2 separate regions of the Homo sapiens genome follow, and region 2 is linked to region 1. The links are chromatin loops, found by intact Hi-C in ENCODE. Cell type or tissue: GM12878. All regions are shown on one strand. Each heading gives the region's core, and the rest is flanking DNA. Links, peaks and the distances in the headings are about the cores only.

Region 1 (16,294 bases), core at 4,408-9,407:
TTCATTAGGGAATGATGTCTTTGCTGAATTAGATAATACTTATGGAATAACTATGGAAGAATTTTCCTCAAAGTTTTTGTGCTATTCACAATGTAATAGCTACAGACATACTTTGATTTTAATCTGCCTTACTAAATAATGATAAGGTTCAGTGCTGTAAGCCTGTAAATTTTCCAAAAATTAACCTGTAAGTTCAATGCAATTCTGATGAAAGAAGCAGGAGAATATATAATGAAACTAAACAATTCTAAAATTCATTTGGAAGTTTAAATGTTCAAGAATAGACAAAACAACGTTCAAAAAAGAGAACACTAAGAAGGAGGCTAGTCCTGACATATAAATCTAAATCATTGAGACAGTCTGGCACTGACATAGGCATATGGATCAGTAGATTAGAAAACTAAATAGAGACGCATAAAGCACAAGTTATGTGATTTGTATGTGATCCAGGTGGCATTACAAACCAGTGAGAAAATGGTACAAGTGACTGTCATATAGAAAAAAAGTGAAGTTATGTTCCTACTTCATAATATTCTAAAAAATAAGTTTTATATGGTTTGGATTTGGTCCCTGTGCAAATCTCATGTCAAATTGTAATCCCTAATCTTGAAGGAGGGGCCAAGTGGGAGGTGACCGGGTCATGGGGGTGGATTTCCCTCTTGCTGTTCTTCTGATAGTGAGTGAGTTCTCATGAGATCTGGTTGTTTAAAAGTGTGTAGCACCTTTCTCTCCTCTTCCTCCTGTTCCAGCCATGTAAGATGTGCCTGCTTCCCCTTCACCTTCTGCCATGATTGAAAGTTTCCTGAGGCCTCCCCAGCTACGCTTCGTATACAGCCTGCAGAACCGTGAGCCAACTAAACCTCTTTTCTTTATAAATAAACCAGTCTGAGGTACCTCTTTATAGCAATGTAAGAACAAACTAATACAGAAAATTGGTACCTAGGAATGGGGCATTGCTATAGATACCAGAAAATGTGGAAGCAGCTTTGGAACTGGGTAACAGGCAGAGAGGTTGGGACAGTTTGGGGGGGCTCAGAAGAAGACAGGGAGAGGAAGGAAAGTTTGGAACTTCCTAGAGACTTGCTGAATGGTTTTTACCAAAATGCTGATAGTAATATGGACAGAGATGGCCAGGCTGAGGAGGACTCAGGTGGAGATGATGAACTTATTGGGAACTGGAGAAAGGGTAACTTTTGTTATGTGTTAGCAAAGAACTGGGCAGCATTGTGCCCCTGCTCTAGAGATCTGTGGGAAAGCCTGGATGTTCAGGCAGAAGTCTGCTACAGAGGTGGGGCCCTCAAGGAGAACCTCTACTAGGCCAGTGCAGAGGGAAAATGTGGGGTTGGAGCCCACACACAGAGTCCCCACTGAGGCACTGCCCACTGGAGTTGTGAGAAGAGGGCCACTGTCCTCCAGACTCTAGAATGGTAGATCCACTGATAGCTTGTGCTGTGCATCTGGAAAAGCCACAGGCACACAACACCAACCTTTGAGAGCAGCTATGGGGGCCAAGCCCTGCAGAGCCACAGAGGCAGAGCTGCCCAAGTCTGTGGGAGCCCACTCCTTGCATCAGTATGGCCTGGGTGTGAGGCACAGAGTCAAAGGAGATTGATTTAGAACTTTAAGATTTAATGACTGCCCTGCTGGGCTTCAGACTTGTATGGGGCCTGCAGCCCCTTTCCTTTGGCCAATTTCTCCCATTTGGGATGAAAGGATTTACCCAATTCCTATACCCCTATTGCATCTTGGAAGTAACTAACTTGTTTTTTTATTTTACAGGCTCATAGGCAGAAGGGACTTGCCTTGTCTCAGATGAGACTTTGTTTTCGTTTTTGTTTGCTTTTTTGGTTTTCTTTTGAGAAGGAGTCTCACTCTGTCACCTAGGCTGGAGTGCAGTGGCATGATCTCAGCTCACTGCAACCTCCATCTCCTGGGTTCAAGCAATTCTCCCTGCCTCAGCCTCCTGAGTAGCTGGGATTACAGGTGCCCACCATCATGCCTGTCTAATTTTTATATTTTTAGTAGAGACGAGGTTTTGCCATGTTGGCCAGGGTGGTCTTGAACTCCTGACCTTAGGTGATCTGCCCACATCGGCCTCCCATAGTGCTGGGATTACAGGTTTTAGCCACCATGCCCAACCTCAGATGGACTTTTGAGTTAATGCTGAAATGAGTTAAGACCTGGGGAACTGTTGAGAAGGGATTATTGTATTTTGCAATGTGAGTAGAACATGAGATTTGGGAGGGGCCAGGGGTAGAATAATATGGTTTGGATTTGTGTCCCCATCCAAATCCCATGTCAAATTGTAATCCCCAATCTTGGAGGAGGGGCCTGCTGTGAAGTAATTGGATTTTGGGGTCAGATTTTCTCCTTGCTGTTCTCATGATAGTGAGTGAATTCTCATGACACCTGGTTGTTTAAAAGTGTGTAACACCTCCCCCTTGTCTTCTCTTTCTCCCGCTCCAGCCATGTAAGATGTGCCTCCTTCCCCTTTGCCTTCTGCCATAACTGTATGTTTTCTGAGGCCTCCTCAGCCATGTTTCCTGTACAGCCTGCAGAACCATGAGCCAATTAAACCTCTTTTCTTTATAAATTATCCAGTCTCAGGTAGTTCTTTATAGCAATCCAAGAACAGACTAATACAAAGTTCTGAATAAATTAAAGATCAAATGTGAAAAATAGGACTTAAAGACAGTGTATACATTTAATAGGAAAATCTTCATGAATTGAAGGTAGGGAATGATTTCTTAGACAAGACAAAAAAAGTATGACTTATAAAAAACAGGTTTGGTAAATCTTTAAGCTTTTGATAAAACTTTAATTGAAATTTTTGATAAAAATTTAATTAAAATGTAGAGCTTCTCTCCCTCAAAATACATCATTTTTAAAGGACAATTTACAGACTTACAGAAAATATTTGAACCATAAGTGACAGACTGAGGATTAGTATTCACAAATGTAAAGGACCACCGAAGTTGTAACAAACATGGGTGGAGACTATGAACAGGAAACTCACTGAAGTGGAAATCTAAATGACCAACAATCATACAAAAATATTATCGGCTTCACATGTAATAAGGGAAATGTGAGTAAAATAATAATGAAATACTACTTTACACACTTTGGATTGGCAAAGACTTTAAAGTCCAACAGTATCAACAATTGGCCAAGATGTGGGAAATGGAAAGGAGCACACACTGCTTTGGTGAGTGTAAATTAACACACTCATGACTGGGAGTGGTGACTCACACCTTTAATCCCAACACTTTGAGAGGATGAGGTGGGAGGATTGCTTGAATTCAGGAGTTTGAGACCAGCCTGGGCAATGTGGTGAGACCCCTATCTCTACAAAAAATACAAAAATTAGCCAGGTGTGGTGGTGTGCACCTGTGGTCCCAGCTACTGGGGAGGCTGAGGTGGGAGGATCGTTGAGCTCAGTAGGTCAAGTTTGCAGGAAGCCATGATCATGCCACTGCACTCCAGCCTGGGTGACAGAGTGAGACCATGTCTCGAAAAATAAAATAAAGTAAAATAAAATATTAACATACTTGCTAAATATCTTTTTTAAATTTATTTTGCACTCTTTTTAGCTCATTTTATTTTATTTTTTAAATTTTTTTTTTATTTCAATAGGTTTTTAGGAAGCAGGTCATGTTTGGTTACATGAGTAAGTTCTTTAGCAGCAATTTCTTAGATTTTTGTGCACCCATCACCCGAGCTGTGTACACTGTACCCAGTGTGTAGTCTTTTATCTCTCATGCCCCTCCCACCCTTTCCCTCAAGTCCCTAAAGTCCAGTGTATCATTCTTATGCCTTAGAATCCTCATAACTTAGCTCCCACTTATGAGTGAGAACATATGATGTTCGGTTTTCCATTCCTGAGTTACTTCACTTAAAACAGTAGTCTCCAATTCCATCCAGGTTGCTGTGAATGCCATTATTTTGTTCCTTTTTATGGCTGAGTGGTATTCCATGGTATATATCTACCACATTTTCTTTATCCACTTGTTAATTGACGGGCAATTAGGCTGGCTCCATATTTTTGCAATTGCAAGTAACACACTCACTAAATATTTAAGTAAAGTGGAAACTGCACATGCCCTGTGACTCATAAGTTTAAATCCGTGGAAAATTACTGTTCAATGTAATGCAGGACTGTGTTAGCTCCTGTGGCCGCCATAACAAATTACCACAAGTTTGTTTGGCTTAAAACAACAACAATTTATTCTCTTAGAGCTCAGGGGGCCAGATGCCTGAAATGCAGGTGAAGCAGGGTTGAGCTCCCTCCAAAAGCCCTAGAGGAGAATGCATTCCTTGTCTCTTTCACTTCTGGTGTCTATTGGCTTTCCTTGGCTTATGGCTGCATCTCTGCTCTGTGCTCACATTGCCTTCTCTTCTGTATGTGTGGTATTGAACTTCCCTCTGCCTCTCTTTCTCACATGTGATTGTATTTAGAGCCCACCCAGATAATTCAGACTAAGCTCCTCCTCTTAAGATATTTAACTTAATAACATCTTTCACCATACAAGGTGATATTCACAGATTTTAGGCATTAGACATGAACATATCTTTGAGGCCATCATTCAGTTCACTACAGGGACATACACAAGGATATTTATTTTTTAAATTCTATTAACAGCAAAAAACTAGAAACAGCACAAATGCCCCACCCACAAGATAATGCATAATGTATAATGTAATAAGAATATTATATAGCAGTATAGAGTCAATTTCATCTTCATCTATATCAGCACACATAGTTATCAAACACTTGTCATAAAGCAAGTTGCAGAATGACATATACAATATTATATCATTTATTTAATTTTTAAACAGGAATACATATATTTATTAGAAGTACGCAACATGAGCTAAATAGATATATACAAATATATGACAGTGTTGGAAACTGGGGAGCACCCATGGCATAGAAGATGGGAAGTAGAGCAAAGATGGTTCCATTAAAAGAGAAGCTTCTTTTATAATAATACACAAAAGACAAATTCCAAAATGTGAACAGTCCTTAATCTTGGGTTATAGGCACTGAAGTGTTTGTAATTCTATGCACATTTTAAATGATTTTTTAAATATTTTATAATTTTGTTTTTTATATTTAAAGATAGAAAATATTTTATGGTTATTCAGAAAACAGTATGAAGGATAAATTAGAATAGGCAGGAAATAGAGGGAAGGAAACCATTTAGAGACTACTACAAATAAGAAATAGAAAAGATGTATGAAGATTGGACCTAAGAAAGTGACCATGAAAACAGTGAGAAAAGGGTGATTATGAACAAAATTTACAAGGTAGACTCTTTAGGGCCTGTCTACTGAGTCAATGGGCACCAGGAGCGAGAGCGAGAAGGAAGATTCAAGGTGATGCCAAATTACTGACCTAAGAAACAGGTTGAATGGTGGCAGTGCAGTCACAGACAACTACTAATCTGCTTTCTGTCACAGTGAAATAGTTTCCATTTTCTAGCATTGTATATAAATGAAAGGCAGTAGGCACTATTTTTTTTTTTTGGTCTGGCTTCTTTCTCTCAGCACATTTATTTTAATATCCATCCCTGTTGTGTGTATAGCAACAGCTCATTCCTTTTTATTGCTGATTAGAATGGCAAGTTTCATTGACTGTCAGTCACCCTGGAGTGTCATTCCTGGCTGAGCCTCTCCCTGGCATGTGGACACTCAAGATTCATTCCCCCATCATCTGCCCACCTCCCTCCCACATCTGAATCTGCAGCTGTTTGCCTTCCCCAAATCCTCTTGTCACTGTTTGACGAGCAGTTACTGTTAGAGTGATTTCCTGGTGGGTTGCAAAATGTTACAATGTAACCAAGTATTAAATGAGCAAAATACTCTCCAAGGAATTGGAGGAGGTTGTCTTCAAAGTTGAATCTCAAAAATTCTGATTTTTCTACATTTCTGCTTAGTTCATCCTTCTAAAAAGACACCGTCATTTCTAATATGGACTCACTAAAGACATAAAGATGGCCAGTACAAGTAAGCTAAGACTACTGAATGAACACTCCAATTACCTTGTTTGAGGTTGGTCCCAAATTTATCTTTTGGTTGGCCTGCACGGATAATAAATAAATAAGCAAACAACAATAGAATAAATACCAGTGGCCTAAGTTCCACATCATTAGCATTTTGTGTTCCCAGAGCTACCATGTGGATCAGATTCAACTGGTATCCTGAGGGCTCCAGTGCTGCCTTAGAAAAATGATTAGTCTGGTGTACCAACCTCTGGGAAGTCTGCTATAGCCAGATTCCAGGAAATAGGCACTTTGACAGAGTCTTCAGCATGAATGCCCAAGGGAAGGAGAAGCTCTGAAAGAAAATTGTTTTAAATAGCTGCCTAATGATTGAGCGTCATGAAATGCTTTCACTTGGCAGGGCAAAATTGCACTACCTAGAAATGTCTGGGTGGCATTTAGAGTTGACAGACAGTAATGAGCGCTGGTTAAAAAAAAAAAAAAAGAGGTATTTTAGTGCTCTAGCAATTGCTAGACCTTCAGAAACACATCTCCCTTCTATATTTACACCTGCATTTTAAAAAGAAAAAAGAACAAAGAGAAGGAAAGAGAAAAAGGAAGGAAAGAAAAAAGGGAGAAAAGTATATCTATCATTTTATCCATTTCTAAAGACTCTTACATCAATTTAAAAGCTAACCATAATTGATCTTTTACTATGAACAATGTTTTGTGCTAAGTGCTTTACAAATATTAGCTAATTTCATCTTCACAACAACTGTTTAAGGCATACAACATTATTTCTCCCTTCTTACACATAAAGAAACTGAAGCTTGCCTGAGGTCATCATCTAATTGACAAGTCACGGTTCAAACCTAGGTGAGTCTAGCTTTAGAATTTGGGTTTCAATCACCGTATGGCATTGCTTCTCTTTCCTAACCTGGACTTAGTGATTGTGCAAACAGTGATGTCAACCATCTCAGCTTGCCTGGGTAGGGATGAAGAGAATTTCCTTCGCTCTTGCTTCTGAAGTTTAAATAATTTGAGTCTATAAAACAAACTAACAATAGGCAGATTCACAGGGAAAAAAAAGTGTACAAATTTTATTAATGTGCATATGGACACAGAAGCCACACACAAAGTATGAGACTCAATGGAAAGCCAGATGGCTGAAGGTTATATACCATACAGCAAGGAATAGAGGCTTGGGGCATGGCAAGACAAGTTATTGGAGGAAGAGGGGAGAAAAGGCATGGTGAGCAAAGGCTATCTTGTTATGCAGATAGAGCCCCATGGATAGCAGCCCTCGGAAAGAACAGACAGTATCCTGCTCTTATGTGGTAAAACTTTATCTGTCAGACCTTTTGAAGTGTCAGAACTTTAGTCCCTCTTTCCTGTGATTTAATCTTTCCTAGGTCTGGATAAGGGAGGCCTTATAAAACCCTGTTTGTGTCTGCTGTTAACTTCATTTCACTAATGTAGATTTCCTCTACAGATGCAAATCTCCCCGCCTCCCCAAAAGACAGCTTTTCAAAGCTTTTCCTGTGGTTTGCAGTTCCTGTGAATAGTCATATCAAAATATACCAAAGAAGTATATTTTGGAGTGGCATATTTTTGTTTCCTTTACCTGAGACCCACAGGACCTAAAGCGCTAAAACCTGGAAAGTCCCAGGCTAACAAGCATGAGTTAGTCATCCTCCAAGAATGCAAAAATATGAAAGAAACCTCTCTCTACTCAGTGATAAAGCTTCTCCAACTTAAGTGAAGGGACATTATAGTGTGCAAAGAGACCAGGCCCTAAAAGAACTGAGTCCTTGTCTCAATCTGCTTATAGCCAGCTCCAAGAGACCTTGACCAAGTCAGGTGACCTCTCTGGGCCTCAGCTCCTTCCTTCTTAAAATGATGAAGGTGGGTTAGATAAACAGGTCTCCACTTGGCTGTACATGAGAACCATGTGAGGAACTTTCAGTAAAGGCCGGTGCTCAGACCCCACCCCACCCCTGACCAATCAAATCCCAGAATATCTGGGGTTGGGGAACTGAATTTACTGCAGAGAACAAAGCATACATGTCCCACTTCTTAGAGCTAACAATTTAGTGGAGGAGCAAAAAGGCAAACTATGATTCATATACATATATATATATATATACACACACACACACACACACACACACACACACACATATATATGATCCTCCCTTCTATATTTATGCCTGTATTTAAAAAAAAAAAGAGAAAAGAACAAAGCAAAGAGAAGGAAAAAAGAAAAGGAAGGAAGTAAAAAAGGAAGAAAAGTGTTTCTAATCTGTTTGCCTGTTTCTAAAGACTCTTACATTAGTTTAAAAGCTAACACTAATTGATCTTTTAATATGAATATATATATATACACATGAATCATACACACACATATAATTTGTAGTAAGAGCTATTAAGGTGAAAATAATGTTATGAGAATTATGAAAAATTAATAAGGGGAACATAATTAAAGGGAGAGAGTCTGAGAAGGCTTCTGTGTGTGTCAGAAGAACAAAAAATTGCAGTTAGGCATACACATTACAGGGGAAAGAGCTTTCTAGTCAAACGGATATCTAACTTGGTTATCTGCTTCCGTATATGTCTACATACATACATACTTATACTATATGTACATGAATGAATGACTTACTTGAAGACTCATAGCCAGAACAGAGGGTGGAAAGGAGGGCGGAGAGTGGTGGGGAGAGCGGCACGCAGAGTGCCTGGGGAGGTCGGCAACAGCCAGACCATGTGGCAGACTTGAGGTTTTATCTTAAGTACAACAGCAATAGCAAGCCAGTGGAAGGTTTAGGCAGGGGAGTTACACTTTCAGATTTGTGTTTTTAAAAATTCACTTGTGCTTAAGTGTAGAGGATGGTTTGGATGGGGCATAAGGAAAAGAGAAGTTATAAAGTTATCGCAATAACATGAGTGAAGGTTTTGTTCCTTGATGATGCCAAATTTTAGCAGAATTCTGGGTACCTGCAGAGACTCACTGGAGTAAAGGAACAGGAAACAAATTTGATAGAATGCAAGCGGCATAACTCATGAAAAATCAGGAAATCGCTTTATACTGAATGTAGATGAGTGAGTGCCCTTGGCTTACTGCGTGCTATTCTCAGCTGCCCGAGTGTATTCTGTCCCTCATAAAAGCACACCGAGTTGCCCTCCCGCCATTCCTCTTCTCTCTCCCACTGTGTCTCTTCTTCCTTGTCATTGTTTATGTCTCTATTCCTAGGCTTAGGGTGGCATTCAACCTTGGAGCTCCCATTTTCTATCCTTGCAAGGGTTCCCTTTGTGCACTAAAGCATGGTTGGAGGAGCACACTAATTGTGCAGAGTTTGGCCACGCATTGATTTTTTAGCTTTTTGTCCCCTGGTGGGGTGGCTGGTCCCTTGGCCTCAGTCCATTTCCTAATGGATAGGTGTCAGCTTCACAAAACCATCACCTCGATTAGCACTAATTACCACCTTTCAGAGCCATCATCACCCAAAGGCTCTGGATTGAAAGGTCAGCAGGAAAATGAACTTCTACTCACACCTTCACGGGTGGTCCCTGGCTTCTGATCATGCAGAGGACAAGGGCTAATAGGGACAGACCTTTCCGCCTTTCTGCTCTTAGACCAAATGTTTCTTGAGAAGTCAGCCTTGGGACCCCAAGCCTCAGCTCATGAGATGACTGAACCCATGGCAAAGCACAGTCTTGTTAAACTTCCCTCCCTGTCCTGTCTCCCAGTGGCCTTGGGCTCTCCACACCCAGCCCTCACCCTCAGCCTCACACCATGCTGGTGAAGGAGGTGGCAGAAGCATGCCCACACTCCCTCTAGGTGTGTTTATGGTGCCCATATCCTCTTCCAGGCAGTGAGGGAGCTGTCACCCAAGGATAGGTAAAGAGAGCTCAGCATCAAATACAACTTGTCAGTATAGCAAGTCCATGAGCGTGTCTTTCCATTTAATCTTCACAGTACTTTGGTGGGGGACACAGTGCGAGCATCATTATCTGCCTCATTTTACAGATGAAAAGATAGAGGCCAGAGAGGTTGACAACTTGCACAAAATCCCACAGCCATTTCATGGTGGATTTGGGTCCCCAAACTAAACCATTAGGGGGTACAAATGAAGCCATGTATGCATGCCAAAGCATTTTAGAAACCAAAAAAATACTATACCAACATATAATATCTGTGTTAGTTTCTTGAGGCTGAAGTAGTAAATTACCACAAACTAGCTGGCTTAAAATAACAAATGTTTTCCCTCACAGTCCTGGAGCCTGGAAATCTGAAACACAGCAGGGCCATTCAGCCTCTGGGAGGTTTTGAGGGGCAATCTGCTCTTTGCCTCCTCCAGCTCCTGGTGGCTGTCACCATTTCTTTACTTGTGGCCTTATCACTTCCATCTCTGCTTCCAGGGCCACATTGCCACTTCCTCTTCTCTGTGTTCTTCTCTTCTTTCTGCCTCAAATATCCCTCTGCCCTTCTCTTAGAAGGATACTTCTCCTTGGATTTCAGGTCTACCTGTATAATCCAGGATGGTCTCCTCATCAAAAGATCCTTAATTTAATTATATCTGTAAAGATTCTTTTTCCAAATAAGGAAGGTCACATCCATAGGTCCCAGAGTTTACAGCATGGACGTATCTTTTGGAGGGCCGTGATTAAACCCACAACAGTATTTAAGGCTGCTGCTGGTGAGGGTGGTGGTGGTGATGCTGCCGTGGGGGTGGCAGGGCCCTGGCTCTATCCGCCAATCCATGCTACCCCCATCCTTCTAGTTCTAGTGATCAATGTGAGGCAAAATAGTGCGGTAGATAAGAACACAGACTGTGGAGCAGCCTGCTTACAATTCAAACCCTAGTTCCATCACCTGATGACTGCGTGACATTGAACAACTTTCTTAACCTCCCTGGATCTTAATTTCCTCCCCCGTAACATGAAGGTAACAGAACCCTCTCTCATAAGGCTGTTGCAAGGATCAAATGATTTAATTATGTGTAAAGTGCGTAGATCAGCGTCTACACTACAGAAATGCTAACTGTAATTATCCCTTGGCTGGCACCGGGACTAATGCTAAGTTCTCTCCCCTCGCCTGTTTATCATTAAATAATGACTTGGATAAACAAAGAATGAACTTTCTCCTCTAGAAGAGCACTCCTGAATCATTCATTAATTCCCAGGTATATTTTCTGAAACGCTCTAAATTCTTTGTAAAAGGGGGAAAAACATGAAATGCAATGGGAAGGGACCACTGCTTTAAAATCTTCCATTAGCTTCCCGTTTGATCCTGAAGGTTTGGAAGTCTTTTGAACCCATTATTCAATCTAAAATTTTGGTTAGTTTTGCAAGTACTTGAAAGAGTTCTGCAGGCTGATGAATAAAAAATCTAGTGTTTTATAGAAAGGACTAGGAGTTTGAGCAAAATGTTACCAAACAAGAATGATGTCAAATAGAGTGACCTTGTATAGCTGCAATCCGAACGAGTGACATCAGCTTGCCTGGGATAGGATTGAGTACTATTTTCTTTCTTTTCAGTTTTACCTTGCCTTAAACTCTGCTTTCCCTGGTATTTGTTCAATTGTTTCTATATCTCAACCAAAGACACAAATGTCTGTCCAACAGATTGAAGCCACAGTATCAGAAGATAAGTAAAGTTTGGTGATTTTTTACTCTTGAAATTAGGTTTAGTAAGACAAGCATTACATTTGGCAAGGACATTAATGTAGCCAAAAGAAAATGATGGAAAAACACCCATCCTGTCATCAAAAGAAATGTTGGCAGAACAGAAAAGCTGCCCACATGCAGCGGGTCACACCTGTAATCCCAGCACTTTGGGAGGCTGAGACGAGAGGATCACTTGAGACCAGGAGGTCAAGGCTGCAGTGAGCTATGATCCCACCACTGCACTCCAACCTGGGTGATAGAGTGAGACTGTGTCTCAAAAAAAAATAAGGAAAATAAATAAATAATAGAAAAGCTGGATGTAACTGGATGGATGTCAATTTATCCAATTTCAATAAATTTATTTTTTATAACTTTTAAATTGTAAAGGTAAAGTATATTCATTAAAGATTTTGAAAATTATGGAAAAGTACCCAAGGAACCCCTAAAAACCTAAAATAAAATATCACTATCCCATAATAACTGCTGCCAATATTTTTGTTTATTTCTTCCTATGTAAAATGCAGTTTTCTTTCTACAGCTGAAATCATGCTACCAAAGTTAGGAATGCCTCCTGTCTCTAGAAATGCAGTAGTTTTGGTGCTTTTTTTTTTTAATTATAACAAGATGATAACTTTTATTATAAAAGAGATGCAGCAAAAGAATCTCATTCTCCCTTGAGTTCTAGCTCAGTACAATGCTAAGTAATACTCAACTATTGTCAACACTAATGCTGTCCTCTGCCCAAAGACAGGACTATTCAACTATCCTACCAGATCTTTCACAGCTACTTCAAGTGAATGACACATATGTTGTCTTTTTCCTTTTTTTTTTTTTTTTTTTTTTTGAGAGAGTCTCACTCTGTCACCCAGGCTGCAGTGCAGTGGCATGATCTCGGCTCACTGCAACCTCCGCCTCCTGGGTTCAAGCAATTCTCCTGCCTCAACCTCCCAAGTAGCCAGTATCACAGGCATGTGCCACCATGCCTGGCTAATTTTTGTATTTTTAGTAGAGACAAGGTTTCACCATGTTGGTCAGGCTGGTCTTGAACTGCTGACCTCAAGTGATCCGCCAATCTCGGCCTCCCAAAGTGCTGGGATTACAGGCATGAGCCACCTTGCCCGGCTGGTTGTCTTCTACTTGCAGCTGAGCAGCAATATCAGAAAGCAGACACAGATAAGTTTTTCCAGGAGGGTAGAAAACATTTTTAATAGTCGTAGCTAAAATTCACTGAGGGCTCACTGTTCTAAATGCTTTGAATCTAGTAACTTAATTCTTCACAACAATCCTGGGAGGTGATTCACCCTCAATAGGTGGCAGAGCTGGGCTGAGAAGCCACAGCCTGGTTCTGTAGTCTGGGCATTTCATCACAACAGGGAAACAGCTCTGAAGCTGCCGACAGGGTGATTGCTGATGCTGCAGAACATTCTAGTGCTATAGTCAAACTGGAAGAGATGCCCAGCAAAAGATTTGAGAGTGAGTTAGAAATTCAGGTTCTATTCAAGTGTAAGATAAAATCATACTTAGAGAAAATGAGCTAGTTAATTACATTGAGTTAAGTGCTCAATTTTGTTTTAAAATTAGTATCTTCCATGGAAATGACATGACAATATTCCATAATGCTTAAGTTTACCTTTTTAATGGTTTTCGGTTGATAAAAGTATAATCAAGTCGAAATGCTTCTTAATTTTGCCTCAGCTCATTCCCCCGAGGGAAGGCCATTACCAGGCCATAGGCCATGACCCATAAGGGAGAGTCAAGGGGTGTAAAGGCCATGGACTGCAGATTCAAATTCCTGCTCCATCGTTTGCTAGGTAAGTTACTTACTAGGCACCTCTTTTGCATCCTTAATTTCTCAAATAGGGAAATGGAATTAAATCTCCTTTGCCATGTTTTTCTGAGGACTAAATAAGATATTGTATGTAAAGAGCCTGGCAACAGAAGTCACTTAAGAAATGGTAACTTCTTATCTGTGCCTCCTCATGGCAGTTTATTGAGTTCAAAGCGTAACACTCACAGGAGAAAGAATATCCTCATATTCCAACCTTGGAAATGCAAAATTGGTCATGACGGATGTGTAAGAGCAAGATGAATACACAGGGGAGAAGGAAATAGCACAGTCCCCTGCCCTAGCCTGGTGCCCCAGGCGTCCAGGCAGGGAGTGACACTGGGTCAGGTGGCTGGGAGTCAGCTGGCCTGCTGAGGTCCACTGGGGCCAGAGGAGAGAAGAGCAGCGAGGGGAAGACAGTCAGCTCCTTTCAAAGCCTCTCGCCCGGCCGGGTACAGTGGCTCACACCTGTAATCCCAGCACTTCAGGAGGCCGAGGCTGCCGGATCTCCTGAGGTCAGGAGTTCGAGACCAGCCTGACCAACATGGTGAAATCCTGTCTCTACTAAAAAAAATACAAAAATTAACTGGGCGCATAGTCCTAGCTGCTCAGGAGGCTGAGGCTGGAGAATCACTTGAACCCGGGTGGCAGAAGTTGCAGTGAGCCGAGAGCCCACCACTACACTCCAGCCTGGGCCACAGAGTGAGACTCTGTCTCAAAAAAAATGAATAAATAAAACCTCTGGTATTTCACAGGCCCACCATGAGTCTCCACTCTACAACCCCTGCATCCCTTGGTGATGCAAACAAAGACAGAATAGCTGGAAATATGGCTCCATTACATTATACTATTACAGATTAGAGGTCTGTAATCTGCAGATAGGCTGTAGGGTGGTTGACAATAAAGTACTTCCAATCCCCATAGAAACCTGCCTTTGATATCTCTCGTTTGAGGAGTCCAAACAGTCTTGAAAATAATAAACTCATTATTGCTCCCAATATTGCTAAAAAACAAAGAAAAGGAGAGGGAGAGAGAGAGACTCCTCCAGGGCCCCAGTTGGTGGACACAGTTATTGGGCTCTGTTGAGCACTAAAAGCCAAGGAGGGGCGCACACATTACAAGTGTACAAGGTGCTTGTGAGGGCAAAATTCACCTAACAACTAAATGGCAGAGATCAAGGAACAGTGAAGTAGTTGGGCTTTCCCTGAGAGTTAGGACTCCAGCAGGATGAGGGGAGGCTTGATTATTTTGTTTGTAAGCACTGCTTGAACTTTTCTGAGGGCTGTGGGGGCACATTTACCTGAGGACTTCCTGGGGACCTTCTGTGAGGAAAGCGATTAAAAGGATTAAAGCCCCAACACCTCTTCCCCGAGATTCAAAGTTACTGAAATTCACTGAGGTGAACTAAAGGTGAGTGGGTGACCACAGCCATACCCAAGCACAAGAAAGGCAAGGAAGCCCCTGAAAATCACCGTGAAGGAAGAATGTGACAGGACTAAAAAGAGAACAGCAGAGGAGCCTGTCCCCTAATGCAGGGGTCCCCAGCCCCAGCCCACGGACTGGTACCCGGTTCATGGCCTGTTAGGAACCCAACCCCACAGCAGGGGGTAAGTGGCAGGTGGGAGGGCATTACTGCCTGAGCTCCACCTCCTGTCAGATCAGCGCCAGCACTGGATTCTCAGAAAAGCAGGAACCCCATTGTGAACTGCGCATGCTAGAGGAATCTAGGTTGCACAGTCCTTATGAGAATCTAACTAATGCCTGATGATCTGAGGTGGAACAATTTCATGCCGAAACCACCCCTCCCACTCACACCCCACTCCCCCATCCGGGCAGTGTGTCTTCATGACTGTCAATGACTCTACGATGGTGTCACTGGGAGTCTGGCCCGTGTCTGTGGGAAGTCCTCCTGACTGCAAGTAGCACCTAAGTGGGTAGAGGGCCAGGCTGGGTGGGCATCCTGCTTTCCTTCTGAAGAACTATGAGCATCACTGAGGACCAGAAGCAGAGCTTGAGCCACACCACCTCCAGGAAGCCCTCTTAGCTATGCAAGGAGAGAATCTCTCCAGACCCTTGGATTTCAGCTGCTTCTGGCATCCATAGGAGCACCTGACAGCTGGTAAGAGTTAAAAAGTCCCTGCCTCAAGGGGCACCCCTAACAGAAGAGCTGGTTTTCCTGCTGGCTTGGATGGGAGTGGGCTTGAGAGTTGTATATTTGGAGGCCAACTGAGTGGCAGGTATTTCTATTCCCAAACTGCAAAATAGTTTAAACATGAAAGTCATTCACAGAGGAAGAGAGGGTGGCCATGGAATGGTTCGGAGCATGGTCTTTGTGGCCAGACACGCCTGAGTTTGAATTCCGTTTCTCCTACTTTCTAACAGCTGTGTGTCCTTGAGCAGATGGCTTCTACCTTCTCAGCTCCAGTTTCCTCATCTGTTATCATCCTCAAATGGGGATAATAACAATCCCTACATCATAGAGCTGTTATGAGAATTAAATGAGATAATGCATGTAAAGTATTTGGCACCTAGTGGGCCTCAATAGATGTTAGATTAAACAAACAAGCCAAAACCCAAATAGGCACCAGGGCAAGTTGTGTGTAAGCGACGGGGCCCCCTACACTTAGCGAGCACTCAGAGATCCTGCTGAGAAATGATGAGGAGTGATTTCTCACCGTAATGGAGAGAAAAAGGCAAGTAAGTTTGAGACAGGTCCAAAATAATCCCAAGAAGAATTCGCATGGTGCCTGAATTCAGCCAGGCATCCAGGATTCCTGATTCCAAAACAACTATGCTGTTTTTGGTGTAATTTTGGACCCTC
Region 2 (16,294 bases), core at 4,637-9,636, 350 kb before region 1:
CATGGTGACCTGGGTTTTCAACTCCACTGCAGGGCCTGCTCCATCTTGTAACTGGCCTTTTGCCTTATTTCCTTTTGACTAAAACTCCATTTTGGGCCTTAGGAACTGCCCCTTTGTTTTACAGTTATATTTGATTGAGTACTGGCTACTGTGCTGGCACTCAACCTCACTATCTCATCTGTTCCTCATAATAACCCTATGAGTAAAGCAATTATTCCCAGTTGATAGATAAGAAAACTGAGGCTTACAGAGTTTTTGTTTTCTTGCTTGCCACAAATTATGGGTCAGAGCCAGGGTTTAATCCAGGCATTTTACCCCCAGAGCCCAGTGCTCTGGTCAGTGTCTTTCCCCCCTGCACCGGCTTCAACATTCAATCTCTGCCCTAATTCTTTGCAGCCCTGATTACACTGGGATGATCCTCCTGTATGTGCTGCTTTTAGTCCAGCCATTGAATACCTTCTACATTGTCTGCCTCCCTCATCTTTTGCTGATGATGCTCAGGGGTCTGCCTGCTCCCTGGGTCATGGTCATCTGACATGGACTGGTCCTGCTGCTTAGAGAGAACTCTGCTGGTAGTCCCTGAGCTCTCCTGCAGAGCTCCAACCATAGCAAGGTTCTCTCTGACTTAATCTGCAGTGAACTGGAGTTATGTGGGTGTACTCATGAGGACAGGCTGGAAGCAGTGTTCAGCCAGATAAGATGTGCACTCAGGGTGTGATGTTGGCTGGAGTGTAGGATCAGGCCTTCAGTGACCCCAAGTAGAAATGAGTCCTGTAGATTTTATTTCTAGATGAGCTGAGGAAGGACATTTTCCCCTTTAACGGTGAATTGGGGTCACTCCTTATGGGAATTTTTGGTATGCCTTGAAGGATTCTGCAGCAATTCATCTTGCACATGGCCTGCCCTTGGAGTGTGGGGCCTGGGGCTGTACACTGACATCCTGTTTTGGTTGGGCAGAGGTTCTTAGCCCTCGCCATTCATCACAATCACCTGAGTAGTTCCTAGGAACAGCTGAGCCCTGCGAGGCATCCTCAGAAGTGCAGCTTCAGATGGCCTGGAGTGATATCTAGACATCCATAGTTTTATAGAAATGTGCATAGAAAAGTGCAAAAATCAGGTGATTTTAATGCCCAGCCTGTGTTGCTAACCCCTCATGTGCTGGGTGGTTCTTGGGCAGGAACAGGAGCAAGGCAGGGTGACCTGATATTTTGCACTTTTTTATGAGATGCTTAGTTAGCTGTGGCCACAAAAGGAGACAGAGGAGAAGCTCAGCAAAACAAAGTTTATGCTCACAGGTCCTCGTGACAGGAGGCATGGTCGTGCCATGCAGGGGCACATGGAAAAACACCAGGGTGGTAGGAAGCAGAAGATAGGAACTGGGGGAAGATTTGGCCAGTGCCCCCAATAAATGGGGTTTTCATGAGAAAGGCAGGGCAGGGTAGACAGTTTAGGATTGGCTAGTTTGAATTATTTGGGGCAGCCTCTAAGATAGAGGGGTGGCCCCTAGTTGCCTGATACCTGGCCCTGGGTTAATTAAGGCAGAGGAATATTGCCTCCTTGGGTGCACAGGCAAGACTGGGTAGTTTTCTTATGAAAGGCTGGATTGGCTCATTTTCATATGAAAGGCTGAGCCCTTTGCCATCTCTAAGAATTGACTAGCCCCAAGAGAAACAGCCTCTTTCCAGCTAGAAAATAAAATAAAATTACACACACATGCGTGTGCACACACACACACAAAACCTGAGAAGAAAATAAATCGTTAATGTTGCTTTGCATTGTGAACCTTGAATATTGAGGAATGTAAATCTGATCAAAAAAAAGAAGGCTAGGCTCAGTGGCTCATGCCTATAATCCCAATACTTTGGGAGGCTAAGGCAGGAGGATTGCTTGAACCCAGAAGTTTGAGGCTGCAATGAGCTGTGATCCTGTCACTGCACCCCAGCCTGGATGACAGAGTGAGACCCTGGCTTAAAAAATAACAATAATAATAATACATAATAATTTTTTAAAAATTTAAAAATGAAAAAGAGCCAGGTAGATTCCTTAAAGTGTCCCAGAATGCTAGAGGAAGCTCACCATGTACTTGAAAGGTACCATGAGCCAGAGATTTAGAGAGGACACTGTAGCTGGGAGGCTGTTCTATGGGACTGGGAGTTGCTCAGCAGCAGCATGCATGAGGGAGCGTGCTTGGCTGGCAGGCTGCAAACTCTGAATTCTATGTGAATGTGGCCCCCAAGTTGCCCTGAAGCTTTGGACTGTTGTCTAATGAACTGCTCAAATGTGTTCAACTCTAGTAATCAGAGCTGCAAAGGCAGAAATGTGCTGGTGGGTGGGGGTGGGGGGGTGGGGAGAGAAATTTGGTAATTGGTTCCAGCCTGTGAAAGGCCAAGTAAAAGCGTGGATCATTATTTAAAGTGCAGTGGTCTTTGGATGATGGTTATGATGGTCCACATTTGATGCAAAAGAAAGCCAAATATATTTTAAACAGGATTCAAGAAATACAAAGTTAAGGATTTTCTTAGCAGAAAAGTAGAAAAGTGTGCATGCTGTTTACTTAGTTTTGCTCACATTTTTTTTTTTTTTAACTTTTTCAGTTCCTGTTTTTTAGCTTTTGTTTTTAAGCCTGTGGGCTCTCAGGGTCAAACTTAGGTTAATTGACGTGTTTTTTAAATCAAAGTTTTGAGATAAACCAAACTTTCATAGCTAGATAGTAAAGCCCTGATCACAAGGGTTTTAAAATCAAACAGGGGGTCTTTGCACACACGGAGCTCTGTGGCTTTGTGTCTGCATATGCATATGGCTACGTGTGAAGGCAGGAGTAAATGTTCCTTCAACTTGCTGAGCCTCCTCTGTAAATTGAGGGGTTTGGAACAGTGACCTGTAACTACAGAATATGGGCTAACAGTTGTTGGGCGCTTACTGTATGCCAGACACTAAATTCTTAACATGGATTATTTTATTTACTCCTCACCATGTTCCTAGATGTCCATACTATTATGATCACTGCCTCTGTTTAGAGATTAGGAACTGAGGTTTAGGGAGGTTAAGTAACTTTCTCAAGGTCACACAGCTAGTGAAGGCTGGAGCTGGGATTTTGATCCCAGACCCCATGATGATAATCACTCTGCTTACATGACCTCCCAAAATAACTTTGTCTCCACTTTGTTAAGATGAGTTCTCCAAGGCCAGCCCTCCACTGAGCCTATTTCCTCCTAGCCAAGTTGCGTTTTGTCATCTGTGCTGAGACATGAGTGGTTACACTGGGTCATGACTGTTAGGCCAACAGGTTAAGCTAATTCCAAATGTGGATAACTGAGTAAGAAGGACTTTAAGTTAGCTTTTCTTGATAACAGGAATGTAAGACTGTGAGCTGGAAGGAACACTACAGAATGAATCATTTTCATTAACAGCAACTTGCTGGTGCACCCATGTTCATAGCAGAGCTATTCACAATAGTCAAGAAGTAGAAGCCACACAAAGTGTATACGGATGGATGAATGAATAGACAAAATGTGGTATTTGCATGAGTAGAATACTATTCAGCCTTAAAAAGGAAGTTACTACATGGATGAACTTCAAGGACATTATGCTAAGTGAAACAAGCCAGTCACAGAAGGACAAATACTGTATGACTTCACTTCTATGAGATATCTAGAGTATGTGAAGTCATAAAAATAGAAGGTAGAAGGTGGCTGCCAAGGGCTGGGGAAGGGAGAAACAAGGAGTTGTTTAATGGATAGAAAATTTTAGTTTTGCAAGATGAAAAGGTTCTGGAGACTCATTGTACAACAGTGCAAATATACTTAACACTATTGAACTGAACAGTGAAAATGGCTAACATGATTAATTCTATGTATATTTCACCACAATTAAAACACAAACAAATAAAAGAATAAGTAACATTCTTGATCTGTGCACTGAAAATTGGTCTTAAGCCAAAATAACCTTACTGTCACATACCTTTAAAGAGATGCTTACAGTCTTTCTTTATGGGGGGAATTGTGAACATGAATTTAATGATTTGTCTTGAATGTTAATTTATTACTCTGAGTTTATTGTGCATCTATAGTGGTTAGAGGGCACAATAATTGTACCTACAGCATAGGGAATGTACAATGCATTTGGATCACTTAGCATAGTGAAAAATAAAATATTTGGAGAAATGACAAATTTTAAAAAGCAATTTTCCAGTTTTAAAATAGAAATACATAGTTTCTCCAAATTAATGCACTGGCAGATTGCTTTTTCACCTTACAGAATCTCTAAACACATCCACACGATTATATGAGGACCAGAACTGTCTTTCTGGATAACTGAGTACAGAACTATGCCAAGCCTTCCGTATAGACTAGTGAGCAGAACAAGTCTTCCTGGATGAACAGCCACTTCTGGGAAAACTAGGTGGAAATGCAGATTCAGCAACTCACAGCCCGGAACCTTTAGGTAAATTTTAACACAAGAGAATTGTCTCATGTACTGGCAGTAGCTCCTTCTGGAATGTATGCCCTGATGGACTTCATTCAGGGCAGGTTGCTGAAAATTTGTGTAGGATGTAAAAATCTGAATAACAGATTAGGAAGGAGCCCCAAGAAACAGTGTGGTTCATCAAGCTGCAAAGGCAGGATGTCTAAGTTTGGTTCCCCAAAAGCAAGCCCGACAGTAGATCTCACGTGCAGGTAGTTTATTTAGGAGTTGAACCCAAGAAGCAGGAATGAGGGGATGGAGAGAATGTGGCAGAAAGGAAAATATTAGGGTATGTTATCAAGGCTGATGCTGTGGACAACGGGAGCATGGTTACCCTGGCGTTCTAAGAAGTGCATGGAAAGTCTCCAGATTGTCCTTTGTTATGCTGGAGCCTGGGGCACTTCTTCACAGTTCTCACGCCTCATTGCTTGAGGATTTCCAAGCTGACTTGAAAGTGGCCTGCCTGGGCTCCCACACCTTCACAGGAGGTCCTGAGGCAGAAAGCAAGAAAATGACCTGAGATTTCTAGAACTCAATGCCAAAACCAGGGCTGAAATCAGAGGTGGGCTGAGGAGATGTGATGTGAGCACAAAGAGTTGACTGGGAAGTCACTTAATATGAGTCCTTGTAAGCCACTCATATTAAGTCCTTGTGGCATACATGGAGAAAGGCAGTGTGGTGTAGTGGTTAAGCCTGTGGGCCTGTATCAGACAGCCTAGGTTTGAATCCTGATTTCATCAACTTTATCAGGCACATGTTCTTGAAGAAGCCACTTTTCTTAGTCCATTTGAGCTGCTGTAACAAAATACCTTAGACTCAGTAATCTGTAAACAGAAATGTATTGCATACAGTTCTGGAGGCTGCAAAGTCCAAGATCAAGGAACTAGCAGATTCAGTGTCCGGTGAAGGCTGCTCTCTCTGCTTCAAAATGGTGCCTTCTTGCTGTGTCTTCACATGGCAGAAGGGGCAAGGGAGCTTCCTTGAGTCTCTTTTATAGGGGCACGAATCCCATTCATAGGGCAGAGCCTCATAACTTATCACTTTCCAAAATGCCCCACCGCTTAATACCATCACACTGGATATTAGATTCCAGTATAAGAATTTTGGGGGTACACAAACATTCAGATCATAGCAATGCTTAACTTCCCTATGCCTTGGTTTTCTCATCTGTGAGATGGTGCTATAAAAGCTTCCTGGCAATGTCACATAGATGGTCTAGATCATCCAGGTGGCACACTTAGCATTCTGGCAGTTATAATGATACAGCAGGTTGACTTTCCCAGGGCCTCAGAATTACTTAGAATGACTCAATCAGAAAACCTGCTGTGTAAGCTTTTTGTCAAAATCCTGAATAAGCCCAGACCAATATGTCAGTGCTGGAAAGGATTAATGGCCTTAATTGATGGCATGGAAATAAGACTTTTCATCCACTCATCTAGGATGGATTTGGCAAATTCTGTAGAAGATGAACGAGATGCCTTGTTTTTTAAACTAGATTTCCACTCTCACCTTTTTAAGGGGCCTGCTAGTTTTCCCTGTTGACAATATTCCTTTAAAACACCAAATCCCCATGATCCACGTGACATGAAGAATTGCCCTGAAGGTACAGCCACAGGCACCTTCAGCCTTACCCCTAGAATCATTCTTGCTCTGGAGGATGCCTATACCTTAAGGAGATGCCTCTGGTCCTTTCTACTAGGTTTTATGGTTTTAAAAAATTGTACAGTGGACATTTTCCTGCATTTTGGAGGGAAACAATCTGGAGAGGCTGTTCAGGAATGGGCAAGACTAATATCTCTATGGCCATAGACTCCTGACAGAAACATCGCTGATGTGGTCCCAGGAAGTCAGTGACTGATATGAAAATCCCAAATTGAATTTTAAGCCTGGAGTTTAGCCATTTTCCCTCTATTGGGAGTTTTCATAATGGAAAATAATACAAGTTATTCTACTAATTCGGAGCATTTTTGCATTATACAACTTCTCTTGATTATAATGGGTGACTGAGGAACGGGAACCCCACGGGGGAAGAGAAAATTAAGGCCCTGCAAAGCCTAGCAAGATACTGTTGCATGTTTCCTTGGTGAGCTGCTCTGAATTTTTGCTTATATCCTTCTCTCTTTGGTTTAAGATTGGGTGTTCAAATCAGCAGAATCACAAAATAAAAGCCAAAGGAGATGGAGAAGACTGATATTACTGAGTGTGTGGTTTGAAACACTTGGGTTTATTCTGTCAACCTTGACCAATGGGGTATGTATATTTTAGGTTATGATAATAACATATAACTATGAAACTCCTCTATTGTTAGTTATCATGTCTGAAACTTTCCAATCCTAACCCTAATCATCTTCCCCTTCCACTGAAACAACTATCTTAATATCCCAGTTTTTGATAAAACATAATATTTAAGAATCTACTATCACATTATAGCAGAACGAACGGTCCTGTTGGATGTTTTAGGGACTTAGTTCCAAATACTGCGAAAACTTCTATCTGTCCCCTACAATTGTTTGCTATTCAGTGATCCTGACATTGTTTATTGCTCAGGGTGGTTATGACCTGTGTTACCATCATGCTATGTTAAAGTTCAGTGGTGACCTGACCTGTATTCTAGTGTTCAGAGCCATCATTTTGCATTAAGTAGACACTCACTGACCTGCAGGTGTTTTTAGTTTCTGCCCACTCTTTGTCTAAAAAGCAAACCAGAGAAAGAGAAGACACTGAAGCAACAGAAGGGAAGCCACAACCACCCTGATGGTGGTGCCTTCGCGCTGTAAGGGTATTTATTTCTGCGTGATGATCCAGAGCGGTGGGGGGGAAGGCAGCGTGGAGCATAGTAGGTCTGAGCACCTACTATGAGCTCAGCACTATGGTAGGGGATGGATAAGAAAGTACAATAAAGTTCTCTGTTTTCCATGATCTTAGAATCTGGTTGGGGAAACAAACCACGAACTCTTGGGGGGCAGTTTGGTCCCGAAGCAGTGCTCCGTGCATTGGGTCAGAATGAGTGATGTGCACAGCTAATGCCTTGGGAATCCAAAGGCAAGGGAGGCTCTGTGTGTGCTGCTGGGGTCAAGCAGTGCTGGGAAGGATGGGTAGATGACAGCAAGGCACAGAAAACCAGAGAGCAAAGTCCCTAGGAGCGATTTTTAAAGAAGTGATGTGATCTGGAATTTTAACTACATGAGTTCATCTTGTTGAAGGTACACAGCAGGAGGCAAATCAAGTCTTTGCACATGGGGTTGTTTTGAAGAGAAAAATAATCACCCCTCTTGTTTTGCTTTATCTGGTACTGGCATTGTGCCCACATGACACATAGAAGATTTTGGCTTCTTCAGATGTTTTTGGTTACATTGGCCTTCTGCAGAGAAGGTGGGAGATTGCAAATATTGCTGTTCTTCTGACAAAAACATTTTTTCTTATGGCCAGCTCTTCTTGAAATGACACTTCTTTCTTGTTTATCCATGGCTAGAAAACTTCTACATGCATATGAGCTTCTTTGAGAGTGATAGCAAGTTTATTTGGAGAGAGTTGTTCATGGGGCTAAAGAATCTATCGCTTTATTTGGATTTTCATACATAATATTTTTCTTTTGCTGCCTACATTTTTATTTGCCATTTTCTTCTGTGTTTTTGCTCTGCTTGGTGGCATGGACTACATTGGATTTTTGGTTCCCTCTGTAATTCCATTTTTCAGAGACTTATCATAGAGTTTCTCAGTTATGGGACATAGCTTCACTTTGCTACCTTTACTTTGTCAAGCCTGAAATTTCTGGTCCTGGAATGAAGATTCCTTGAAGATTTTTGCAATCAAGCCACCATGCTTCAGGGCAATGACATGAATGCTGAGAGGCAGCAGAAATTCCATTACTCTGAACACTCAAGGATGATACAGTTTCTTTAATGTCCAAATTTGCAAACTGTAATGAGTATTGTTCCGACAGTGAGGACATACACTGGGCTTGGTAATCTTTGTAGTGGCCTCTGTAGAGATTTCTGTTGGAAGGTCAAGCTCCGCCCTGCAATTTCTTGCTTGTGTAACTGCCTAAAAGAAACAAACAAACACAATTACCAGCACTTCTGAATTTTTGCTGTTACCCTTTCATTTACTTCTCCAGGTTCTGTCTTCGGTTTTTCTTAAATTTCTTTTAGATTCTTAAAATCCAAGAATGCCACTGACTTGGAGAAATCTAGTAAACAGATTCCTGTATAAGCTGTGAAAATCATGTTATTATTTACATTATGTTATTATTTACAAATGCCTCATGTGGAAGTTCTTAACACACAATTTTACCTCTAAACAATGTTCTGGCTAGATGTTTCCTCAGCAACTGATTTTTTTTTAGAGGAAGGAGATAATCAAATATTTTTAAAACCTGATTATAAAGGCAATATATACTGGGCAGCTCAAGCAGTAGGAGTTTAGAATGACACCCCTGCAGTAGCCAAAGTACATGTCTGTAACTTACCCTGACACTTTCAATTGTTTATATGAATGATGATCGAAAAGTATCTAAAGAAGCATTGAGTTTAACATGTAGGGCTAAAATTTTAGTTTTAAACATCCATGAAATGCAAAGTATAGTAGGTTTTAGGGTATAGATTATGCATTAGATACGGTCTGCATAGGACTGTAAGTCAGGCAGACATGGAATCAAGACAGGGTCTGAGTGGTGGTATGCGTGTATACAAGGATGTTTGTATAGTACGTGTGTCTGTCCAGTTTGGATCCACAGAGTTGAGAGAGGTTGAGGGCTGCCTGTGAGGAAGAGGAGCTGTGGAGGAGGAAGAAGAGTGGGTCAGTTTGCATGCTGGATGGAAGAGCCCAGTGGAATAATGACAGGCCCTTGACCCCCTAAAACCCACTGGAGAAGAAAGGTTATCCATTAACAACTCCTTTCAAAGTAGAAAAATCCTTACCTTGAAGGGAGAGAAAGGAAAGGCAAAGAAGCTCTGGCTGGGTAAAGTGCTTGGGGAACCAGCAGAGTAAAATATGGGGAAGGACATTAATTCCAGATGGCCTGGCCTCTCCAGGTCCCCAGGTTCTGAGAAAAGAAGAGGCTCCATAACAAGCCCCGCATCCAAGAGCCCACATCAGGTCAACAGGAGAAATGGCAACTGACTTAATCTTCCTGACCTCCAGTTCCTTATTTAACATGAAGAAATTAAATTGAAACAGTGATTTCTTCAAACATTTTTTCTTTAGGTGGTGCTTTTTGTGTTTGTTAATTTTTGCAATTGTGAAGTAAATGATAAAATATTCACACGGAAAGATTTTAAAGGGTGAGAAATAAGATGTTGCCAGCACCCCAGAAGTCTCCCCTACTTCTCATCCTGAATCTGAATCACAACTTTCTCTCACCTGCTTTCCCTCCAAAGAAAATATTCTTCAGACTTCTGTGCTAATCATTTCTTTGCTTTTCTTCCTGGCTTTATTACTCATATATACATCTCTACATAAGATAGATTAGTATTGCCTCCTTTCCGACTTTATATGGGTGGAATGATTCTATGTTTTCTTTCACATCTTGCCTTTTTTAATTCAACATTGTGTTTGTAAGATTCATTTATGTTGTGGCACAAACCTCTGGTTTATTACTTTTCCTGCTGTATAGTTTTCTATTGTACAAATTCACTGCAATGTATTTATCCATTGTACTATGGGATGATTCTGATTTGCAGCCATCATGAACAACAATGCTGTGAGCATTCACATACATACATTCTGGGGCAGATATGTACCAGTTACTCCAGGACACATACCTAGGAGTGGAATTGCTGGTTGCAGGGTTTGCACAACTCAAACTGCTTTCTAAAACGGTTTTAGTGGCTCTTTTACTTCCTAAACATAAACTTGATACATAAGGCCAGGAAATAAAATAGATGACGGCGGAGTTGCTGTGTTTAGAGCAGAGGTGACATTCTCAGGGCTTGGTTTTCTTTGTACTGTGTTCTGTTGATGTTTTCTTGTGGTCCTTAGACATCTTGTTCTCCCACATTCTATATTCTCTGTGATGCTTTGGAGGACGATGGATTTCTCATTCTAAGGGCAAGAGGAGATCCTGGCCTTCAGACCCTCAAGGAGCAGCCCTACTCAGGATTATTTTAATTTGGAAACCCAAGATTCTACTTTTAAAAACAGACCCTTTCTAAGGAAATTCCTATTATGTAAAGAACTAGAATATATATATATTTTTTAATGCACAGGCCACTGCCTCTTGGACCTGTCTGTCCTTTTCATGATCTTGAATTAGCTTGACTTGGTTCTTGGTTGGAAGCAGAAAAATTGTATTCAACAGTTATGTAAGAGAATAGCTGGAAGCAATTGGATTAAAATATTCAAGCGGCTTAAGCCCAGAGAGGATGAATCAAAATATTGAGTACTGTTTGAGGTGCAAGGAGAATATTTGTACAGCTTCTGATGTGCTTGGACATTGATTGTCTTGTGGTCATGAAGCCATGTTGGTAGTTTAAAGTTCAGAGGGAATTCATGCTTTAGGAGTTATCCCTCCCAAAATGGCAAAACATCACAATGAAGACTTTTCCCAATGCTGTTCTTTGCCAAAAGCATAAGACTAAAGCAAGATTGATGCTGGAACAGTCTGGGCAGTAGACAGGCCAATGCATGTAATGCATATCATTAAAAATAGTTAGCACAAAGAAATGGTTGTTATTGTGCTTCGTCCAAGTTGGACTTAGTAGCTAATTAAGTACAAGCTCCTTCTTTTTTTTTCCATGGCCATATGCAGTTTTTGAATTCTTATAACACAAATTGTTTTAAAGAAGTTAAATACAGAATGCATTGAGTTTGGTAGAGAAAGTTTAAAGGTCTGCATTTTCCCACCAGAGCTATTTAATATCAGCTGCAGAGTGGGTGTGTGTGTGTGTGGAAGGGTTGTGACCTCCCTTATTTTTACAACCATTGCCATGATTTCATAATACTGGCAGCAGTCACCCAGAGTGCAGAAGTAGACTTTATTACAGTAATTATATGCCAGAATGTGGGTATTAAAACAGAAAAACTTTTCTACTGATAATAAATGTCAAGGGAAAAATGACTTTACGCAACAAATAGCCCTTCATCCATGTTTTTAATGTATTAATGGCCTCAATGAAGACTGAGATGTGTACATTGGTTAGAAGTTCAGACTCCATATAGCCTTTTTGCCTTACTTGTAGATAGTAAGTAGGGAAGTTGAAGGGTAGAGGCATGTCTTGGCAAGTTAGATTTATTTTTCTCCATGGCGTAAAGTCGGATATATATTCACTTGGGCAGATATAGCTATTGTTTTTTGCAGATGGGTAAGTCAGGACCATAACTGAATTAAGCTATTGTTTCTGGATTACCATATTGATTTTCTCTAATGTATTTTGATGGGTTTCTGAGAGCTGGGAGAAGTAATGTGGCATGGAAATTTATCTTGAAATGTAGTTTTCTGACTATTAAAAGGCTCAAATAAGGACAATAAAAGACCTGAATAAGTACGAAGAAGTGTAACTTTTTGAAAATAGCCATATTCTGAAAAATAAGCTTGTGGCTACTAAATTATACTTATCAAGCATTAATTGTGTGGTTCATTAATATATTGCTGAAATAACAAATAAGGTCTAAATGTAGAAAGTCTACACCAGGAAACATTTTTTGCACTCTGCAATTGAATTTGGTGACAGGTTGATTAATCCCAAGAAATTCTAAAATTACAGTCTTTTATCTTTGATTTCAATGGACTTTGAAGTGGGTAGTTAGACCTTTCTCTGAAGTACTCTATTAGTTTGAATATACAGAATAGATTCAGAAACTCAGTAGCAAAACTCAGAGCAGGATTTAGGTTTCCAGCCTCCATCATATAAGAGTCTAAACATCACACCTTTCTTAGATTTCTGGTCAGTTGCTAAAGCCATGAAGACTATTTGAAGGTGCCTGCAGACTTTTCCCTGAATAGCGTGTTTAATCCTGCACAGTTGGTACTTAACAAATACTTGAGGATGATGAAGATTTTCATTTTGGGCCCTGCTTTACTAGCCCTCTGCTTAGTTATATGGAAGAACGTGGGTTAGAAACCTCCAGATGTGTGTTGATTATTGATTATGAACTGAGCTGTATCTCAGGGGAGCCCTGGGCTGGGAGGCACTGATAGCTGTGACTCATAGTAGCCTTAGGGGATGGCCATGGGCATGCAGTTTCTTTGCTCAAAGTCCAGATCAGTCTCTAGAACATGACACTAATTCCTCTTCTGTGTCTTCTCTGTTCTCTGCAGTGGGTTTGTCTTGAACAATGAGCCATTCACAGGCGCCCAGGGAACTACCCTGGACCGGGGAGATGACTGCAGGCCCTGCAGGCAGTTGGCCACTCTCCAGTCTAGGTATTCTTGGGAATGTGGAATTATTTGAATCAAAGGGAAATAAATCTTTTGCAAATGTTAATACAAATGACTGTGGGAAGGACTTGGTGCTAAACGAGGAGCTGTGAACTCTTGGTGCCTACTGAGTTAGTTTTTGGCAGGGAATAATACTAGGTTGCTATGGGAATGATGAAGACAAAATAATAGTCATATTTTAATGGTTGCTCTTACTGTGTCATCTTCAACTGCTCTAGGCTGAAAAAACTTGCTATTTGAATGGTTTTATTACTCTTACTTCATGTTTTGTTTCTTTTTCTCCTGTATTTGAGCTTGCAAACATGTGTCCCTAAATAAGTTCATGAATCTAGCTTACCACGTTTTCTTTGAGCCTAAAGGAATCAGCGCATTTGATGTTGATCCTGTTGATTATATGCCTTCTGTGTCATAAGTTTAAATTAGAAAAGGGGCACCCTGGGGATCTGAAATTCCATGTGCTTTTCTGATTGGGTGGAGAAAGAAGGAGAGAGAAACTGTGCAGTGTGGGACAAAGGTCAGCTGACCTGGGCCAAGCCTCCCCTTTGGCACATCTAGCTGTGTCACTGGGCAGAGGTTAGTACACCTCTCTGACCTGGGTCTCTGCATTAGTAAAATGGGGCTAATTATATCACTACTCTGGCGTTGTGAGCTCCTCAGATGATATACGTAAAATCTTAGTACAATGTCCACAAACACCTGGCAATTGTGAAGCCAATTCCTTATTGTATACATAGCAAATATCACAGCTCAATCCTTTTCCTTTGAGCAAAGAGGCAGCCTCAGAATCCCTCTCAGCACAATGCTCCAGGTAGCCACTACCAACCCATCACTGTTGACATGTGATATTTACTGAAGCACAATCCTTGGGGCATGATAGACATTCAATAGATGATAGTTCTTTATTCTTACTATTCCTTTTTTTTGAGGTGAAGTTTTGCCCTTGTTGCCCAGGCTGGAGTGCAGTGGCACGATCTCAGCTCACTGCAACCTCTGCCTCCCAGGTTCAAGCAATTCTCCTGCCTTAGCCTCCCAAGTATCTGGGATTACAGGTGCCCGCCACCATGCTTGGCTAAATTTGTTTTCATATTTTTAGTAGAGACAGGCTTTCACCATGTTGGCCAGGCTTGTCTCGAACTCCTGACCTCAAGTGATCCGCCCACCTTGGCCTCCCAAAGCGCTAAGATTACAGGCGTGAGCCACCGCGCCCGGCCTATTCCTACTATTCTTGCTATTATTGTTGTAACAGGAGACTGTAGATATGACAGCAGGAGATGCCGGTGGCTATTTTTTGCTTTTCCCCTTATAATTCAGCTTGCCTCTAGAATCAGCAGAATTAGGCATAGCTGACCACCTACCTGACTCGGGAATACTGCTCTCTAATCTTTGTCTGCCTCTCTGGTACCTTCCTCTGCCTTCTTTGCTGCTTTCTCCTCATCTCAATGACCTGCAAATAATTGTGTACTTGGTCCTTCCTTGTCTTTTTTTATCCACCCTCACTAGGTGATCTCATCTGGTCTCAGGGGTCTGTATAGCCTGCAGAACCATAAGCCAATTATCCATATGCTAATGACACAAACATTTATGTCTCTAGGCTAGAGACAAATCTCCATTGTGTTTCTAACTGCATTCTTGAGATATATCTCTAATAAAATGTTTCATTACTTGTATCAATCAGTTCTGTTAATTGGATATCTAACAGGCATCTCCGGCCCAGCATGTTTAGTGTTGAAGTCCTGATTCATAACCCACGAGCACTCCTCACCCCTCTGGCAACCCGAATCTATTCCAGCCTTCCTCATTCTAGCAAAAGGCAATTCTGCCCAAGAGTTGCTCCATATTACTCTGTTCTCAGACTGCTATAAAGAAATACCTGAGACTGGTTAATTTATGAAGAAAAGAGGTTTAATTGGCTTATGGTTCTGCAGGCTATACAGAAAGCATAGTGACTGCTGCTTCTGGGGAGGCCTCAGGAAACGTCCTATCATGGTGGAAGGCAAGGGGAAGCCGGCACATCTTCCATGGCTGGAACCAGAGCAAGAAGGAGAGAGGGTGGGAAGTGCTACACACTTTTTTTTTTTTGAGACAGTTTCGCTCTTGTTGCCCAGGCTGGAGTGCAATGGCGCCATCTCGACTCACCTCAACCTCCGCCTCCCAGGTTCAAGCAATTCTCCTACTTCAGCCTCCCAAGTAGGTGAGATTACAGGCACCCATCACCATGCCTGGCTAATTTTGTATTTTTAGTAGAGATGGGGTTTCTCCATGTTGGTCAGGCTAGTCTCGAATTCCCAGCTTCAGGTGATCTGCCCGCCTCGGCCTCCCAAAGTGCTGGGATTACAAGCGTAAGCCACCGCGCCCGGCCGGTGCTCCACACTTTTAAACAACCAGATGTCATGATAACTCTACCACTATACAGTACCAAAGGGGGGATGGTACTAAACCATTCATGAGAACTCTGCTCCCATGATCCAATCACCTCACACCCAGCCCTACTTCCAACACTGGGGATTACAATTCAACGAGAGATGTGGGTGGGATCCAAACCATATCATTGCTCCAACCTAAAACCTTGAAAGTCATTCTTGGTTCTCTTTTCCTCATACTTCCAATCCATCAATAAATCCTGTCAGCTCTACCTCCAAGAATCTTACTACTTCTCACCACCTCCACTGCTACCACCACTGGTCCAAGCCACCATTATCCCTGGAGTCTTGTAGTAGCCAATAATAGATAGCTACAGTTGTTTCTCAATACACAGGCAAATTGATTCTTTTAAATGGAAATCAGATCATGTCACTCCTGGGTTCCACAGTTTTTAATGCCTTTCCACCTCACTTTGAGAAAAAGCTGAAGCCCCGGCAATGTCCTACAAAGCCCCACACAACTGGGCCTCAAGACAACATCTCCTTCCACTGTCTCCTCGCTCACTCTGCTCTGGTCACCCTGGCCTTCTCGCTGTTCCAAGAATATGCCACTCCTACTTCAGGCCTTTACTTTTGTTCCCCCTCTGCTTGGAAACGGCTTCCTCCAGATGTACACAACGCTTGCTTCCTCATTTCTTTCAAGTCTGTTTATCAGTGAGTCCATCTTATATATGACATTAGCAACCACCCTTCCTTACTGCTGCAGTCTGGTACCCACTCACCTACTTTCTCACTTTCTTTTTCCCCATGGCACATATCAATATCTGACATATTATGGCTATACTTGTTTATTGCTTGTCTGTTTCTTGCAGTAGATATGAGATCCAAGAGTGCAGAAACTTTGTTCCCTGCTGCGTCTCCATCACCTAGAAAGTACTGGACACATGGTAGGCATTCACATTTTGTCAGACTATTACGTGAATGAAATGAATGGCTCAACATAATCACTGCTAAGAACAAGAGCTCTTGCAAAGCCTCTGTAACCACAAGTAAAAATATTTGTGTTTACTAAAGTCTTTCAGTACCTTAATTT

What was found. Hi-C counts contacts between places; a loop is a spot of excess contacts. Peaks named below come from ENCODE experiments on the same cell type or tissue, not always from the same donor. Only the 100,000 strongest peaks of a DNase experiment are listed, where the experiment ranks them.
Region 2: it touches region 1 in a loop (2.9-fold over the local background); 2 of 110 quality-filtered maps call a loop at or near these places.

Annotation. Positions count from the first base shown.
Region 1 is chr5:56,320,413-56,336,706 of GRCh38, reverse strand. The region is part of intron 2 of LOC105378977 (a long non-coding RNA gene); the gene reads right to left. Among named protein-coding and RNA genes, the nearest start is that of ANKRD55, 95 kb to the right of the region's middle. In GM12878, for the core only: no CTCF peak of the experiment used is centred there; DNase peaks (open chromatin) are centred at 6,371, 6,866, 7,626 and 8,706; H3K4me3 peaks cover 585 bases; H3K27ac peaks cover 1,484 bases.
Region 2 is chr5:56,672,956-56,689,249 of GRCh38, reverse strand. No RefSeq gene overlaps it. Among named protein-coding and RNA genes, the nearest start is that of C5orf67, 75 kb to the right of the region's middle. RefSeq lists an enhancer at 2,493-2,642. In GM12878, for the core only: no CTCF peak of the experiment used is centred there; no DNase peak of the experiment used is centred there.